Regions from separate parts of the Homo sapiens genome. Here region 2 is linked to region 1. A link is a loop called in an ENCODE intact Hi-C map of the cell type or tissue named here. Cell type or tissue: HCT116. All regions are shown on one strand. Each heading gives the region's core, and the rest is flanking DNA. Links, peaks and the distances in the headings are about the cores only. Region 1 overlaps LOC105376179 (a long non-coding RNA gene). Region 2 holds the start of LOC105376180 (a long non-coding RNA gene).

Evidence for each region. A loop is a pair of places that touch in the nucleus more often than their neighbours do. Peaks named below come from ENCODE experiments on the same cell type or tissue, not always from the same donor. Only the 100,000 strongest peaks of a DNase experiment are listed, where the experiment ranks them.
Region 2: a loop joins it to region 1, with 6 times the contacts of the local background. A loop is called at or near these places in 2 of 110 quality-filtered maps.

The regions. Positions count from the first base shown.
Region 1 is chr9:100,837,636-100,847,268 of GRCh38, forward strand. All of the region lies in intron 3 of LOC105376179 (a long non-coding RNA gene), which reads left to right. Among named protein-coding and RNA genes, the nearest start is that of PLPPR1, 190 kb to the right of the region's middle. In HCT116, for the core only: no CTCF peak of the experiment used is centred there; no DNase peak of the experiment used is centred there; H3K27me3 peaks cover 914 bases.
Region 2 is chr9:100,887,531-100,897,163 of GRCh38, forward strand. It overlaps LOC105376180 (a long non-coding RNA gene), which reads left to right and starts at 4,074. Exons shown (of 3, transcript XR_930180.2): 1 at 4,074-4,244; 2 at 6,826-6,854. In HCT116, for the core only: no CTCF peak of the experiment used is centred there; no DNase peak of the experiment used is centred there.

The sequences.
Region 1 (9,633 bases), core at 1,189-9,188:
AGAAGAAAAAGGATTAAAATTTACTTATATTTTATTGTTAGGATTTTACCAGCTTGAGAATATGGCTTGCAGTCTATCAGTGTTTTCTCTGTCTTGCTTTGACCCTGCTGAGAGACAATTTTGAAGGATGTTGTTATGTGTTGAGTTGTGTCTCCCCACCAAGAGATGTTGGAACCCTAACTTTCAGCACCTGAGAATGTGAATAATTTGGAGATAGGGTCATTGCAGATTTAATTAGTTAAGTTAAAATAAAGTCATTAGGATGGATCCTGATGAAATATGACTAATGTCCTTATAAAAAGGAGAAATTTGGACACAGACATACACACATACAAGGAAAATCAAGCTGATGCACCTGCAAGCTAAGGAACACCAAAGGTTGCCAGCAAACTCCTGCAACAGATCTTTCCCTAGTGCCTTCAGAGGGTTGTGCTGACATGTTGATCTTAGACTTCCTCATCTTGCCTCCAGAACTGAGACAATAACTTTTTGTTGTTTGAAGCCACCAGTTTGTGGTACTTTATTATGACAGCCTCCCAAAACTAGTACAGATGCTAAATTGGAAGACATATTTCTGATGTTCAGTAAATTGGCCTTTAGTAGAAATACGCCTTTAAAGTTTAGCAAATTTAATTCTCTAAATCAGATGTTAAAATATACAATGCTTAAAAAAGGCAATCTTGCTCAGTACGTGTACACAGAAATTTATGAATCGTGAAAATTTCATGGTCACTGTAAGAATGAAATAAAATATAAATTCTTATGTTTTTTCTTCTTCTGTATTTTAAAGGATCTATTGGGCTCCCAATCATCATTTCACTTAAAGTTTAGATTTTCTGAGGTTTCAGATCTCCAATTTGGGAATGGGGGAAGGAGTCATCTGTGTTTTGAAGCTTATCAATCAAATTAATTCTGATTTGGGAATTTAGAAATCAAGAAAGAAAGAAAATGAAGTGGAATGATATGGTGTATTATCCAAGGTTTAGTGTAGAAAACAGAAATCACTGTAGGTATTTCAAGCAATTAATATAGGTAATTGGGTGTTTTCTAAACCTTTGGAAAAGATAGGGGTATACAAGTTCAAGGAAGGCCATCACTAGCTCTCAGGTTCACTTTCAGGAAATCAGAAAGTTGCAGGAACCTCACAGAGTTCCTGCAGCACCAAGTTAGGAAGTTCATGTAGAAGTCCTTTCAAATCCTGCATATGTCCATCCACTGCTGCTGGGGGAACAATGACGTAGCAGTTCCTTCTGTCTTACCTTCTAATCATGCACAAGATTAGAAGCTTCTCATTGCCATTCTCTAACCAGAACTCTGCTGTAAGGATTCTGGGAAATGTAGTTCCCAGGCTGTCATCCCTTGAGACACAAGTGAGAACGTAAAGGGATTTTGGAGCTAAATTGCAAATGAATAATCTGCACAGTAAGCAATATTAGATATGGGATCTTTTTTCTGTCTTGGTTCAATCTTTGAGTTTTCCTAAAGTGCAGTTTCCATAATTATCAATTTTGAATATTTCTATTGTAAGTTTAAACCATAAGGTCTCAATTTGCCTTTAAATCAGCACTGATCTTGTCAAATGAGAAAAAATGTTTATTTCTTGAAGAAAGCAAGGGCCTCAGATTTTGGAGTAGCTGCATTAATACTTAGTGTATATATTAATCTGATCAGCTATTTAAACATCAATCAAGATGATGGTCTTCTACTAAGTTGATAGAAATATTTATTGAGGTTACTTGCTCTATACGTTAGAAGAGGCGAGAGTTTACAAGAGTTTACTAGTACGTTGTTCATTGCCCTATGCTAACAGCTCTCCCTAAAATGAAATCCTCAAGGCTAAAACATATGTCATAGTTGCAATTTTTCTGGCAACGTCTGTGAAGACATCCTTGCCATGGTGTTACAGTCAGTGTAAAAGACCTGAGTCAGAAAAATTGAGAGTCCCAGAGTAGAGAAATAAAGAGAGGAAGACAAATGGGAAGATGGCATACTACGAATTTTATTTTATTTTATTTAGGCAGAATCTCTCTCTACTGCCCAGGCTGGATTGCCATGGTGCAATCTCGGCTCACTGCAACCTGCACCTCCCGGTTCAAGCAATTTTCCTTCCTCAGCCTCCTGAGTAGCTGGCACTACAGGCATGTGCCACCACGCTTCACTAATTTTTGTATTTTTAGTAGAGAAGGGGTTTCTTGGCCTCCAGTAATCTGCCCGCCTCGGCCTCCCAAAATGCTGGTATTACAGGTATGAGCTACCATGCCCAGACTGAATTGTATTTATTTGTTGTTTCTTTCTGCCCATACATGTAAGTCACATAATCTCTTTTTTAAATTATACTTTAAGTTTTAGGGTACATGTGCACAAAGTGCAGGTTTGTTACATATATATACATGTGCCATGTTGGTGTGCTGCACCCATTAACTCGTCATTTAACATTAGGTATGTCTCCTAATGCTATCCCTCCCCCCTCCCCCCACCCCACAACAGGCCCCAGTGTGTGACGTTCCCCTTCCTGTGTCCATGTGTTCTCATTGTTCAATTCCCACCTATGAGTGAGAACATGCCGTGTTTGGTTTTTTGTCCTTGCGATAATTTGCTGAGAATGACGGTTTCCAGCTTCATCCATGTCCCTACAAAGGACATGAACTCATCATTTTTTATGGCTGCATAGTATTCCATGGTGTATATGTGCCACATTTTCTTAATCCAGTCTATCATTGTTGGATATTTGGGTTGGTTCCAAGTCTTCGGTATTGTGAATAGTGCTGCAATAAACATACGTGTGCATGTGTCTTTATAGCAGCATGTTTTATAATCCTTTGGGTATATACCCAGTAATGGGATGGCTGGGTCAAATGGTATTTCTAGTTCTAGATCCCTGAGGAATCGCCACATTGACTTCCCCAATGGTTGAACTAGTTTACAGTCCCACCAACAGTGTAAAATTGTTCCTATTTCTCCACAGCCTTTCCAGCACCTGTTGTTTCCATGTCACATAATCTTGAGGTGTTTTGTCTATTTTATTTACTTTTGTGTTCTCAAGTTTAGAACCAAGCATTTAAAAGCTACTTAAATATCTGCTGGAAAAAAAAAATGGGGCCTGAGAATTAGCATTTTAAAAATACTTAGGTGATTCTGATGCAGGTGGTCCTAGAAATACACTTTGGCAAATAAACACTGGTCAAAGTTATAGAATAGTTTAAAAGAAATAAAGTTATACTATTTGTAAGGACAAGTAATTAATTTATAAGAACAGTGATTTTTTACCTGTATGGTCTCAGAGGTGGATATGATTTCTTAAGACATAAAAAATTGATCATAAAAGAAGAGACTGATAAATTCAATTAAATTAAAATAAAGGTTTTTTATTCACTACAAAACACCATAAGTAGGATGAAAAGACAAGTCATAAACTAAGAAAAGTAATTTGCAGCACATGTAACTGACCAAGGACCAGTATCTTTAATATATAAATTACACCAACGAATCAGTAAGAGAAAGACAGGCAATCTGATATAAAAATTTCTGAGACTTCGACAAGCATTTCACAAAATAAATTCAAATGGCTAGTAAATATATGATAATGTGCTCAATTTTATTGATAATCATTGAAATGTAAATTAAAATTGCAATGATATAACGTTCACATTCACTAAATTCACAAAATTTAAAAGATAAATCTACCAATATTAACTGTTGAAGTGAGTATAGATCAATGGAAAACTATACCTTGCTGAGGGAACTATAAATTGATACAGCCATTTTGGAAATACTTTAGTACTTGCAAACTTGAATATGCTCCAGGTCCCAGAATTTCTCTTTCTAGGTATATTCTAGAGATACGCTTGTTTATAAACACCACAAATGTGCAAAAATGTTCCTAGCAGTGTTTTTTGTAATGGAAAAATACTGGTCACAGCCCAAATGTCCATTATCATGAGACTAGATAAATAAAATGGAATAATATACAGTAGTGAAGATGAACAAATCACAGCTATACAGTTATAGCATGAATAAATCTTAAAAATACTGAATGAAGAAAGCAGATTACAAAATCTGGTTTTCATACAGTACAATGTCATTTTTAAAAAAAGTTTGAAAAAAGCAAAGCTTAATTTAGTGTTTAGGAATACATACATATGGAATAACACTATAAGAAAAGTAGAGGAATGATAAACACAAAATTTCAGGATAGTGGTTAGTTCTGGTTGGGATGGGGAAAGAAGCAGATGAGAGAATAAGAAAGGGGCATTGAGGTGAGTACAAGGATGCTGGGAATATTCTAGTTCTTAGGCTAGGTTGTAGAATCATAGGATATTTATTTTTCATTGTTATGCTTTATAATGTATGTACATAGACTTTCTTTTGTCCGTGTGCAGTATTATATAATTAAAAAATCCAATAACCAGGATGATTTATAACTAAGGAAATTTGTAGTTTGTGGCTACTAGATTGTAAATTCTTCGAGGGCAGCTATTTGGTAAAAACAAAATATTCAACAATAATTGGACTCAACAATGAATGAAGAATGTTGTGATATGTGTACACTGATACTTCTAGGAGTGCTTTAAAAATGTACTTAGAAGAGATTGAAGATTGATATCATATGTAGTCCCCCTGTCACTTTGTCTTAATATGCTTGGGATGGCATTTTTTTCCTCACGTAATACAGGGAAATCATCTGACTTCAGGAGAAATCTCAAATTAATGGGATTTGAATGAATATACTTTTATTAATCTGTACAAAATTGATGACCATTTTGTGTACAAACTCAGCATTTGGCCTATGCAGATGTAATTGTTTTCCTGGAAAGAGCTGATAGGAAAAATTAGAAGATTTGATTTTCTGAAAATTTTCTTTTGGAGCCCCACCCACTTGCTCTAAATATGAAGTCAAAACTTTCCTCTATGTACTAAATATGGTAAAAGGATAAGCTGAAATGTAGAAACAAGATAAATCTATGGAATGAAGTGTAGTTTTCTAGAGAATGATCTTTCTACAGATTATTTGGGCCCTTTATCCCAAAGAGATTCTTCTGTACCCCAAACAATAGGACTGGGATAAAATAGCCTTGAACTGCATGCATACAGATTTGAATTCTGCCTACCACACTTAGAAGAATCTGACAGGGAGACACATTCATATCATATTTTAGGAGTTTTTGAGGTCACAAATATTTAACAGTTAGTCTGAGGCCAGTATTGGTCCTGTGGATAGACTGGTCAGTGGATTTGACAGTGAGACAGGTTGGACATCCAAACCAGAAGAACCTAGAACAAGTGAAGTCTCAGATTTTGTGGCCAGTGTGTTAAGGATGGGCATTTAGAGGACCCAAATTGTGGTCAGTGAGGTTTTTATCCTGGGACAATATTGCCAAATGTGAGGTCACGTAGACCCTTAGTGAATCATGATGTGATTTTGCTGCTGCAGTTGAGAAGGTAAGTAACAAATGAGATAAGGTATTATCAGGTTAATACCTTATATACAAAAGCAAACAGCTGCCTTTTTAGAGGGTGGAGAGCTCATGGCATTAACAGAGGGGACAGGAAGGCTGAGCTCAGGGTGGTGTAACACAGCGTGCACATATACAGAGGCCACTAAAGCCCAAGCCATGGCTGCTGCAATATTGGGGTAGCAAATCTGTATTACACAAAGATATTTTTAAAAGGATATTGTTATAATTATCCCAGCCTTGGGACAGAGTATAAAGGGAAGAGGTCATAAAAAGCTAAAGATGTTTAGGATTGCAATGAGATTAAGGTTTAGGTAAAGAAAGTAGAGAAAATATTCTATTCCTCAGCAAATGCATCTTTTTGTTTTTGTGTTCTGGATTTTGCCTTCACTAAGCAATAGAAAATAGTTGAATTAATATGAAGAAAGCCCCTGCTTTAGTTGACTCTCTCTTAGGAGGGAATATGGTGTTGAGAAAAGGGATCTTATTTATGCTTGCTGGGTTGCTGCTGAGACTTGACACATTTACCTTGGACCAGCTCTTGAAGTTGGTGAACCAATGCCAACCAACCTTTGTTCAAGAAGGGGCAGCAACATTGGATGCACCACCAGTGACATCTGTTCCCATGAAGGATTCTTGGATATAGAGAGTGTGGAGCTCTGAGACTTGTAGAGGGGGTTAGTGGAGATGGGTCCTTGAAGGCACTATTGCTTCTATTGACTGTTGACTTCCAATACTTAGGCTTTTGCTTCAAGATCTTGTGTATTTTAGGTATTCAATAAATGTGACGGTTAATACTGAGTGTGAACTTGATTGGATTGAAGGATGCAAAGTATTAATCCTGGGTGTGTCTGTGAGGGTGTTGCCAAAGGAGATTAACATTTGGGTAACACCCTCCGTGGGCTGGGAAAGGCAGACACATCTTTAATCTGGGTGGGCATCATCTAATCAGCTGCCAGAGAGGCTAGAATATAAAGCATGCAGAAACATGTGAAAATATGAGACTGGCCTAGCCTCCCAGGCTACATCTTTCTCCTGTGCTGGATGCTTCCTGTTCCCCAAACATTGGACTCCAAGTTCTTCAGTTTTGGAACTCGGACTGGCTCTCCTTGCTCCTCAGCTTGCAGACGACCTGTTGTGGGACCTTTTGATCATGTGAGTTAATACTTAATAAAATCCCCTTTATATATGTATATATCTATCCTATTAGTTCTATCCCTCTAGAGAACTCTGACTAATACCATAGGCTCAGATGGGTGGATTTAAAAGGCTTGTTAGAAAATACTCCGTATTCTCTAGGTAACTCAGTAGTCAGCAGAATGATTCTGTAAGTATCAAACACTAGGAAGGATAGTGTGATGGCCTCTGAGGCAGTCACTGAGGTCTCTAAATTAGTTTGGGAGCAGAAGGCAAAGATAAAGAAAAATAATTAGATCTATAAGCAAATTTAAGACTCTCATTATAAAGTATTAACCTGATAATAGCTTATAATGAGAGGTTATAAGGTATTATCTTATTTGTACTTTCTTTAAACAGAAAGTGATAGAAGATTGATTTTAGATTTGGTATAAAATTTTATCTTAAATCCAAGATTTGTAATTGCTAGAATGTAAGTTGTCATGTGAGGAAATTTCAATATTCCAGTCCTGGGGAAAATGATTGTTTTTTTCCTAGAGTTAATCTTTTTCACTTGAAAACTGCAATTTTTTGCACAGTTCTTGGTCCTTAGGATACAATGATGGTTTAATAATCTCATCTGACTTGGTTACAGCGTCTCTACAGTGGCCCCAACAATACGCTGAATAGACTTAGTTGTGCTGACTGCACAGTAGAGAAATGATTAATAGCCAAACAGCCAAATCTGCCCAAAGTGATTGCACCATACCTCATCTCAGTTTCTCACATTTTTTCATTAAAATGGTAGATTGATTTTTCTGCTTTCACGGCTTCTTCAGTGTAACGTGGTGCATTTCTTGCCTGGCAGTTGTAAAGCTGAGCTCTTGTTATTCTGTGTGCATGTGCACATGTGAGTATGGTTGCATATGTGCTATAGTGCAAAAGTTCTGGACTGGGTGGTAGGAAATCTACGTTTATTTTTACTTCCTGTACTCATGGTCTAGGTGACTTAGTGAAAACCACTGCCTCTTTGAACTCTTAAATTTTGCAATAGCAGTGTTTCTTTTATTTTTTATTTTTTTTATTCTTGCCATCCTTAAAACGTATATGAGAGCAATACTCACTCAGCATTGCTGGGTAAGCCAGTGAGACGCCATGGTGTAATGGTGAGGATCAGCGGTACTCTCTGCTTTTCAGGTAGTGTTTCCACAGTTGCCTGAATATGGCTATTGTGAGCTTCAAGTGAGAATGTATCTGCACCAGAAAATCAACCTCCTCCAATGAAATAACAACTTCTCTTCTAACAATGATAAATCTTGATGCCTTTTTAACATAAGATAAAAACATGGTAAGAGAGCTGGGTGGGGTGGCTCATGCCTGTAATCCCAGCACTTTGGGAAGCTGAGGCAGGCGGATTACTGGAAGTCAGGAGTTTGAGAGCAGCCTGGCCAGCATAGTGAAACACTGCCTCTACTAAAAATACAAAAATTAGCTAGGTGTGGTGGTGTGCGCCTGTAATCCCAGCTACTTGGGAGGCTGAGGCATCAGAATCGCTTGAACCTGGGAGGCAGAGTTTGCAGTGAGCCGAAATCGTGCCACTGCACTCCAGCCTGGGTGACAGAACGAGACTATATCTCAAAAAACAAAAACAAACAAGTAAAAACAAAAACAAAACCAAAAAACATGGTAATACATCTGACATTAATCTTTAGTCACTACTTTACTCATTTGAGAATTAGGAAGAGATCAGTTAAACATCTTAAAGGTAAGGGTAAAAGTATATACATGGCTTTGGTCCTTTCTTTACACTTTTTCTGTCTTCTCCACAAAATAATTGGCGTCCACAGTGGGCCTCAGTGACTGACATTGGGAGCTTTCAGATGACTTCTCCATTAGCTCTCTGTATGACATTAGATGCATTCAAGTACATAGTAGATATTTTTATGTTGTTAGAGCTTCCCAATTTTATATTAGAATAGATGTTCTAGCTTCTAAATGAGTTGCCTTGAAGTACAGGAGTTTAGAGGTCACAGAAAGCCTATCTTCATTTAAGGAACATATTACATTTCAGGTATTTTAACTAATGGTACCCATTACTAAACCCTGATGTAGTGGATTAATAGAATACCAGACCTGAAGGCCAAGAATCTTTTTTTAAATTTTTTTTTTAAGTTTCAATAGGTTTTTGGGGAACAGATGGTGTTTGGTTACATGATGAGTTCTTTAGTAGTGATTTCTAAGATTTTGGTGCCCCCATCACCCGAACAGTGTACACTGTACTCAATGCAGTCTTTTATCCCTCTCCCTCTTCCATCCTTTCCCCAGAGTCCCCAAATTCCACTGTATCATTCTTATGGAAGGCCAAGATTCTTAAGGGAAATTGATACCTTCATGAAGGAAAGTCTGATGTTTTCTGTCTCATAGAGTTCCCTAACTATGCAGCCACAAATAGAAAGGAGATCCTTGTGTATATGGCAGGAAGAGAATTCCCAGTTTTCATCATAACTAAAAAAATTCTGTGACTCGTGAGTTCAGCCAGAAAGGTGAGGTGACTTTTCTGTCTCTCCATAAGTCAGTCCCCAATAAACTCTCTCCATACCTGCTGTATTAGTCAGGGTTCTCCAGAGGGACAGAACTAATAGGATACATGTATATATGAAAGGGAGTTTATTAAGGGGAATTGACACACGCGATCACAAGGTGAAGTCCCACGATAGGCCGTCTGCAAGTTGAGGAGCAAGGAAGCCAGTAGTGGATCAGTCCAAGTCCCAAAACCTCAAAAGTAGAGAAGCTGACAGTGCAGCCTTCAGTCTCGGGCTGAGGGCCCGAGAGCCTCTGGCAAACCACTGGTGTAAGTCCAAGAGTCCAAAAGCCGAAGAACATGGAGCCTGATATTTGAAGGCAGGAAGCATTCAGCATGGGAGAAAGATGAAGGCCAGAAGACTTGGCACCTCTGCTCATTCCACCTTCTTCTGCCTGCTTTTTCTAGCTGCACTGGCAGCTGAGGGGATGGTGCCCACCCAGATTAAGGGTGGGTCTGCCTTTCCCAGCCCACTGACTCAAA
Region 2 (9,633 bases), core at 1,095-9,094, 50 kb after region 1:
AGTTGCAAGATTCAATGAACTATTTTAATGTTTCGTGGAGTTATTCTACATATTTACCTAAAAAACAGTCTTGAGACTGCGAGATTTTATTATTTGTTTTTCCGTATATTTGAAGATCTGGTAAAAGTGATAAAACTAACTTTACAGCAGGTATGTTTTTTAACTTAAAAAGATTAGTGACTTTAAGTCAGATTGAGACCGGGTGGGGGTGGCTCTTCTCAGAGGAGCAAAGCAGGATTTCCTGCCCTCTCCCAACAGGGGAGGACCCTGCTTCTTACTCACACAGAGTCTGGGGCTTAGCAGGTCAGCTCTCATTTTCCTCTCAACCTCAAACTTAGGCAGGCCCTGCTTGTCTTTACTGCGGGGACAATCTTTTTCAAGCTTCCTCTCCTGCCCCTAATCCTTTTCACAAATATTCAATGGAAATTAGTAAAAAGATTCTGTGGATGGGTAAGAATCCCCCCTTGTCTGGGGCCCCCAGTCATTCTAAACTGTTGTGCCAACCCAAACTCATCATTTAACATGTTATTAAAGCCTCAGATGTTTTATTCTTGCCAACTTCTGTGGTGGCTACCTCCTACCTCCACTTCTTTGCTGAAGATGAAACAGCTGTGGGATTCATTTCTTCTCAGAGGGTGTTGCCATCTTTTTGGATTTTAGTGCAGTAGGTTACCTTGCAGCCTCAATTCTCTGTGGAGACTAGATGTTTTTTATAGGCTATCAGACTTGCTCTTATTGTTAGGGTAGGAGTGACTTTCTCTGCTGACTTTTTGCATCCTAGGTGCAAGACAGAATATACTTTTAGTATCTGGAAGAATTATATGGTTCTTTTCCCAATCTGTTTGGCTATTCCTAAATCACTTGGTTTTCTGCTGACATTTTAAAGATTTTTAAACATTTCTTTAAACACGTAAGATATAGCTATTTTGTGTTGTGTCTAAGAATACCATTGTCTAGAATCTTTGCTGGTCCGACTTTGCTTATTATTGTTTTGGATGCTTTCAGTGGTTGTTCTTTGGGTTCTTGTGTGTTTTGGGATTTTTGACTGTGAACTCATGTTCTTTGGAACTTTATCTATGGGAATTTTCTGAAGCCTAGATTGCATTACATTCTTTTAGAAAGAATTTGTGTTTACTATTCCATGGAGCATAGCCAACTATTTTATATCAAATTATCTGCCTGAGGTTTTTCAGACTATACTGGTAGCATGAGTGGTAAGTTTTATCTATGAATTCTCAGGTATGGTATTTTTCTTCTCCACCCAGCACCAGGGCCAAGACAATTTGGTTTCCAAATAATGCTATTTTGCAAGATGGATTTACTTCACATCCCCACCATTATATGTACGATGAAAATCTTAGATGTTCCAGCTTTATTTGGGGCCTTGTGGAGGAGGGATTTGCCTATTTTACCTAAAGACCTGTGACTTTTTCTGTCTCCTCAGTGCCCTGTATGGCCATCAAAAGAGATATAGTTCTTCACAAAAAACTTAAGAAAAAATTACTTTTTTGCTTGGTTTCCTACCAAGATTCCTTTTACATCTTAATTTGACTTCTGTAGATTCTTTACATTTGTACCTGCTCTGTAATCAATTATTATTATTTTTAAAATTTAATTTAATTTTAAGTTCTGGAATACATGTGCAGGACATGCAGGTTTGTTACATAGGTAAACGTGTTTCATGGTGGTTTGCTGCACCTATCAACCCATCACCTAAGTATTAAGTCCTGCATGCATTAGCTATTTATCCTGATGCTCTCCCTCCCTCCATCCCCCCACCCAGAAAGGCCCCAGTGTGTGCTTTTCCCCTTCCTATGTCCATGTGTTCTCATTGTTCAGCTCCTACTTATAAGTGAGAACATGCAGTGTTTGGTTTTCTGCTCCTGTGTTAGTTTGCTGAGGATAATGGCTTAAAAAAATCAAGAAACCTCCTCCTTTAATACACTCAAAAGAACAAAATAGATTTTCCTTTTATTTTTAATTGATAAATAAAAATTATATGTATTTATTGTGTACAACATGTTGTTTTGAAATATGTATACATTGTGGAATGGATAAATTGAGCTAATTAGTGTATGCATTACTTCACACACTCATCTTTTTTTATTGTTATTAAGAACACTTAAAAACCTACTCTCTTATTGATTTTTTTGTTTGTTTGTTTGAGATGGGGGTCTCACTTCATCACCCAGGCTGGAGTGTAGTGGTGCAATGATAACTTACTCTAACCTCAAATTCATGAGCTCAAGTGATCTTCCTGCCTCAGCCTCCTGAATAGCTCTGACTACAGGCATGTGGCACCATGCCTGGCTAATTTTTATTTTTATTTTTTGTAGAGATAAGGTCTTACTATGTTGTCAAGGCTAGTCTTGAATTCCTGAGCTTAAGCTATCTTCCTGCCTCAGCTACCCAAAGTATTGGGATTATAAGCATGAGCCACCACACCTAGCCTCTTACTGATTTCTGAGAATACAATGCATCGTTATTAACTGTAGTTACCATGTTGTATATCTCTTGAACTTATTTTTCCTAACTAGTTGAAAGTTTGTATTCTCTGCACAACATCTGTCCGCTACCACCCTCCACCCCAGCCCCTGATCATCACTATTAACTCTCTGCTTCTACAAGTCCAACTTTTTAAGATTCCACATTTAAGTGAAGCTTGGTGTTTGTCTTTCTGTGACTGCTTATTTCATTTAACATAATGTCCTCCTGGTTCATCCATGTTGTTGCAAATGATAGGATTTCCTTCTTTTTAATCGCTGAATAGCATTCCATTGTGTATATATACCTCATTTTCTTTATCCATTTGTTGTTTGATGAACACTTAGGTTGATTCCATAATGCAGCAATTGTGAATAGTGCTGCAGTAAACATAGTAAAAAATAGTGCTGCAAGCACTGCAGAGAGTGTGGACATTTCTTTGACAAACTGATTTCATTTCCCTTCGATATATACCCAGTAGTGGGATTGCTAAATCATATGGTAATTCTATTTTTAATTTTTTGAGGAACTTCATACTGTTTTCCATAATGGCTGTACCAGTTTAAGTTTCCACCAACAGTGTGCAGGAGTTCCCTTTTCTCCACGTCCTTGACAACACTTACGGTCTTTTGTCTTTTTGATGACAGCCATTCTAACATGTCTGAGGTGATATCTCATTGTGATTTAATTTGCATTTCTCTAATGATTACTGATGTTGAACCTTTTTTTCCATATGTCTGTTGGCCATTTGTATGTATTATGATGCAATTTCTGAAAACTTCACAAGCATGCAAAATCCTATAATATGGTGTCTTTAAAGAGGTTCATGAAAGGGTGCAAAGGGCCCTGAAAAGCACTCTTGAATATAGGTTTCTGATAGCTTTAGAATCACATCATTTGGACTAGATAAGAATTCCTAGAACTTCAATAAAAAGACTGGTTTGTAAAACTGCTAACTCAAACAGAACAAAAATTAATTGAATACCAAGAAAATACTTTGCCAGATTTTCATGCTAAATCAGCCAATACTGAAATTGTTTAGGTACACAATTTGAATGAACTCCATGGTCTAAGTGAAATTACCTATGGTAACCCATCAGTTGTCAGTGCTATGCACCTAAAGTGGAGAAACAACTTCAAGAGGACATAAGTCCAATGTTAAGCATGGAGAACCAGGATGGCCACTGTGTCCTTCCTGAGTCCTTAAGGCTTTTGGCTTTTTTTTTTAAATTACAAGTTCTGCATCATGACTCATCATGAAAAAGATAAAATGATCCAAATTAAATATTATATTGGTATGGTGACTTCTAAATTGCTAAAATAGTTTATGACCGACATGTGGTTTTGTCAAACCCATATTCCTGAAAAGACAATCAAAACTTCAGGTACATTTCACTACCCGATGGACCTTTTAAATATTTATAGACAGATTTCATCCAATTGTCATTTTCAATGCATGTTTTCTGGTTGTATGAAAGCTTTCCCATGCAAGAGGGCTGATGTTATAACAGTAGTTCATTATGCCACAGTGTATTTTCACCAGCTAAAGAAAGCTTTTCATGGTTCACTGACTGACTGAGGACAATCAATCCCTTTACAATCCAGAACCCAAAGATTAGATCTGAGAACATCAGAGAAAGAATGCTCTTGTCATCCACACTGCAGCAAAACTTCAGGACCTTGAATCTTGGGTTCATAATCTCTCAACTCAGAAGGATCCCTCCACACTCTTGGAATGTATACCCATTGGAAACCTTAAGGTAAAGCTAACCAGGGAAATTTCTTCCCAGAAGAAGATAGCATCCTTAATGGAAATAGCTTTTCCCCCCCAAATCACAGGTCAAGCTTTCTCTGCTATCATGAGACTCTTTCACTTTTTTCCCCTTACTTATGCCTCTATAAACAATAGAAGTGTACAGGGAGTCTGTTGTGTGTACTCATGGGGTATAATTTTACTTGTGAAGGATTTTGTAGCCAAACTTATACATTTGATAAACTTATGCCTTGATAGATGAAAGACGAAGGCTCAATGTAGGTGAGAAATTTTAATGGTACCTACATTGCCTCATAATCAGTCAGAAATAGAACATTGGTTCATTCCTCTTAACCCACATCATAGGTTAAAGAGAACATTGACAGGAGGTCTTTACTCTTCTGGAAGGGCATCAACTGTTAGGTTCTTTTGCCATGGTTTGGAGTAAATGAGGCAATGATTAGAAATTTATCCCTCATGATAGGCTCTATAGCAGATTCTACTATAAAGGCTATGGTTACACAACAGACTTTAAATTCTCTTGTGAAAGTTATGCTAAATAATAGAATTGCTCTAGATTACTTACTGACTAAACAGAGAAGTATCTGTGCAGCTGCTGGCACTTGTTGCCCATGGAGGAATACATCACATCAGACATTACAGAGATTCAGTTGTAGGAGATTAATGAAGAGACTGCTTAGTTAAAGTGAGTAGACTATCTAGCTCATTTTTTAATGTATTTGATTTTAGGTGGTTTGGTTTATGGAGCCCTGGCTAAGGAGCATACTCCAAACTTTTGGTATTATCCTCCTGATAGTCATAATAGTAGTCTCCCTGGTGCACTGTATTCTCTCAAAAGTTTTAAATGTTTGCATGCAGCCGTCTGTAGAATGTCAAGTGGTCTCTCTTCAACTGGAATGACAAGACCTGAAAGAAATGTGTGACCATGAGGGCACCATAATCTGTAAATGACGTGCTAAGACCAGAAACCCAAAATGATGGTAACTGAGAGAGGTGCTAAGGCCCTAAATTTTGGTCATACTCTCACCTAAGTGAGAACCTGACCAAAAGGGGGGAATTATTAAACAAAATTATGAGAGGCCATTGTTTTGGACTAAGCTCATGCAGTAGGCCCTAACAGACCAGACCAAACCAAAATGGAGTCACTTGTGCTAAATATGACTAATCAAACTAAGAGTTTAAAGAAACACATAGATTCTAGAACAGACCGGGTTTTGTTTTTTCCTCCTGTAAACAGGACATTCTAGCATATAAGGAGGTACCTCTACTCTAACCCTCACAAAAAAGGTAACCTAAATTCCTTGTTCCCACCTTACAAAACCCATGTCTGCTATTTCCCAGTGAGTTTAAACACCAAAGAAGTATATTTATGATGGTGATTGTGACATCAATGACTAAAGTTTTGGCCAATCTCTCAAAATTGAGAAGATGACCAAAAGGGGGGAATTGTTAGACCAAGTTTAGCCTAAATCTGCCTCCTTACATATTTTAAATTTGGCCTAAAGGTTTCTCTGTACTTTGCAAACTATAGCCTAAATGGAGTTATATACAAACTGTAGTCTACTCTTGTGTCAATCACTGAGTTTTGGCTGATCAAAGGTGGCCAACTGTTCAAACCGTGTTCAAATAAGGAAAAGCCGAGCTATAACCAATCCAGCTGTTTCTGTACATCATTTCTGTTTTCTGTATGTCACTTTCCTTTTCCATCCATAAATCTTCTTCCACCACATGGCTGCACTGGAGTCCCTGAGCTTGGGAGACTGACTGAATTGTACTTTGCTCAATTAAACTCTTTTAAATTTAATTTGGCTAATGTTTTTCTTTTAGCACTACATTCAGGAAATGTAGAATAATTTTAAAAAGTAAAATAGTCTTGATATATGTATTTCCCTAAATTCCAGTCTCATAATTATATGGATCTGGGATGGTTTATTTTTGAGATAAGAGTATTTTTGATATTCTTGCTCCCTCTTCTTTGAACAACCCATGATTTTTTCCATACATCTGATTTAGCACTTGGGTTCTACCAGAGAATTAAACCCTACAGAAAATGATTTTAGTGACTACTTTCTCAACTTTCCCAAGGACAGTACAAGCTAGTACCATTTTAGATATATAAGGGAAGTTAATTTATTCTGTACAATGAGTACCTTAGGCTGGAATTATAGTTAATTCTCTTATGGAGCCTCACATGAAAACAGCTGCTAAGCACTATGCTACGTGTCATTCTTGAGGGGTCTCTTCAGCTGACTCCAGTCATAAAGGAAGCAGGAAGCCCAGCTTTTTAGAGAGATTACACAGAAGATGAGAGAAGGTCTTCTACTGTAATTCATTGCGGTATTCCCATGTCTTCCACATCCCGTTCCTAAATGGTAAGGTGATTAAAAACATGCAACAGTTTGGTAAAGAAAACATGATTTATGAGATAGGCCATAGTTTTAGAAATGTCATTTGTTTTCATGGTTCAAGGAGAGTTTTCTTGATTAACAAAAAATATTTGAGTCTAATTTAAAAATGTGAGTTTTAATTCCTACTCTCACCTTTTTCTCTGTCTTCACTCCATGTAGGATGAAAACCTGACACCAAACAGAGGCTAGTGAGTCACTTTGGTTCTATTTATACCTAAATGATTATTAAATTGATTTTAAATCTCTCAAGTTCATGTACTCTTGGATAACAGCTGTGGTGTAAGAGTAGAGAATTAACTTTGAGTTAAATTATAAATATCAAACAGTATGTCCACTTCCAGTAGGATGCAACAGAACAAATCACTGGTAAATGTGAATTCTTCAAATTATTTCAGTATGCCCTAAGCCATTTACTAAACTTTATTATACCTGTTACCCCAAAGAGCCATTTTTTTCCTAAAATATAGATCAGATTCTCTTTCACTCCCATATTTAAAAACACTTAAAAACTCTCTGTTGCATGATGAATAAAATAAGAGGCTCTTATTGAGGAATTCAAGGCCTTTCAAAATCTAGTTTCAATTAGCTTCTCTTGCCTTCTCCATCCCACAAAGCTCTTGGTTTGGATATGATGCATACCCTTTGTCCTAATATGTCATGCCTTTGCTCATGCTTCTCTTTCAACTGGAGTGCCCTTTTCTGCTTCTCCATAAGCTAAACTTTTATTAATCCCTCAAATGTCAACTCAATATCATCTTAGCTTTTCTTTAAGAAGAGAATAATAGAGTGGTTCTCAAATATGGTTGAACATGGGATCACTAGGTAACTTAAAAAAGAGAAATACCAATTCTGAGTCCTACACCCAGAGATTCTGATTTATTTGGTCTGAAGTAGGGCCTGGGTATCAATACATTTTTTAAGGTTCCCAGGCAAATCAAACATGCAGTCAAGTAGAACCCTTAGAAGTATGGTTAAGAGCCCAGAATAGTCAGACTGTAGGTAAATCTTGATTTTACTACTGTGTATTTTGTTGCTTAACTTCTCTACATCTCATTTTTCTCATCTATAAAATTGAGAAAATAATCTACTTAATTCTTAGGGTTGCTGTAAACATTAGCTTAGATAATACAGGTCAAGAACTTAGCCTAAAACCTGACATAATAAATGTTAGCCATTATCAATAGAAAAAATAGTTGTTACTCCTGGGTTCTGGCCTTTATAATTCCCTTTTAAACTCAAAAATTAACTCAGTTATAATCTTTACCACAATGTGTTTGTGTTTCTCCATCCCTAGCTTGTATCATACTTGAGAGCAGCAGCCTGGCCCTACTAGTTCCTGCCCTCGGCTTCCTATTCGATCAGAATTATTTCCTTTTGACCTTTTCTCTTTAATAAAACATATTTGAAGACATCATTCTCTCTTTGGAGGAAAACTGCAATAAGATCTTAACTAATCTCCCTACCTGGGCTCTTCCCTGTTAACTGTATCATACATGAGTTTTTCACCTTCTCTGTGCTATTAAAGGCATTGTGAAAACTGTTCTTATGGAACTCACAGTTCTTTATTTCCAAGTTTGACTTGATTTTCAACTATGAGCTCTTTGAGGGGCAAAGTCTGTATCTTATGTCACTTGCACAACTGGCTTTTAGCAGTTTCTAGGAACATAGTGCGCTCAACTTGCAGGAAGGGAAAAAAAGGAAAGAAGGATGAAAGAAAGAAATTTGGAGAGGATTAGATAGTATTTCTGAGCCTAATTAAAAATATAATTGAAAGAAGTCTCTAAAAAATTATATTTTAAGAAATGACATAGAACAGAGGGAAGATGTGAATATGAAGAAAATCTAAGGCAACATAAATTCATAAATCATTGCGAAGCGGTCACAGACTGTACTGGAAGTGTTTTAAAGATTCAACATTGATACTTTAATCATTTCTCAAGCTCTTCAATAGAGTTTTCTAATTATCTGCCTATGCCTTCTTCTTCCCTACCCCTTCCACGTTGCTATCAATCTAAGCTACTTTTATGACATGTCTTAAGATTGGAACACCATAATTAGGTGAATTTCTTACATGCAGACTATTGGATCATAATGTCCCTTGCAAAAGAGAAAGCTGTAAAAGTAAATAAAGATGTTAAATTCCCTTTGTCAGAGTGCTGATGAAGAATGCTTCAAGAAATAGAATAATAATGCTGAAGATCATTAAAATAAATCTAAATTTAACCTGTATATTCTTTATGATTATGATTAAATGGAAAATTAAAATCAGCTTAGTAGCTGTGCTGTTGAAATATTTTGTGGTATGTTATCAGCATACTTCAAATTTTAGTACCAAACTCATTAGAAGATATTTCAAATATCTACATTTTGCCTAACCAGAAGACCATTAAAATGCACATTGTCTTTTTCCTGTGGGAATTATATGCCACATCTTATTTACTAGCCTTGGAGCATGTTTCAAAGTACTTAGTATTGCTATTTATGATCCAAAGTAGACAAAATGAACTACAGTGTCTATTAAGTTGTAAAATGTAGTCAATGTTATGTTTTTGTTTTTTCTTCTTTTGTTTTCTTTAAAAATAGCGTTTATCTTGTTTCTATTTACAGAGTGATTCAGGCTCATTATTTAACATTTTGAAGCAAATAAGAGTAAAACAAAGTAAAAAAACTCATAATATCATGGCATTTTATTATTTTATGTTTTGTTTAAGCTTTTATTTCCTATGTGGAAATACATTAATTTAAAGAAACATCCTCCAGATATTGTTACATCCCTGCAATTTCAAATATTCAAAATATTTTTGCAGCTTAATTTTTATGTTCATTGGTAGTTTCAATGGGATCAGGGAAAAGGGGTAAGACATTTATTATTCTAGCACATCTTATCATGAATTTTCTGCAACAGTTTTTGAATGAGTTAAGAATGAATTGAGAATGAGAAGGAACCAGAATCTAGTTGCTAAGTGA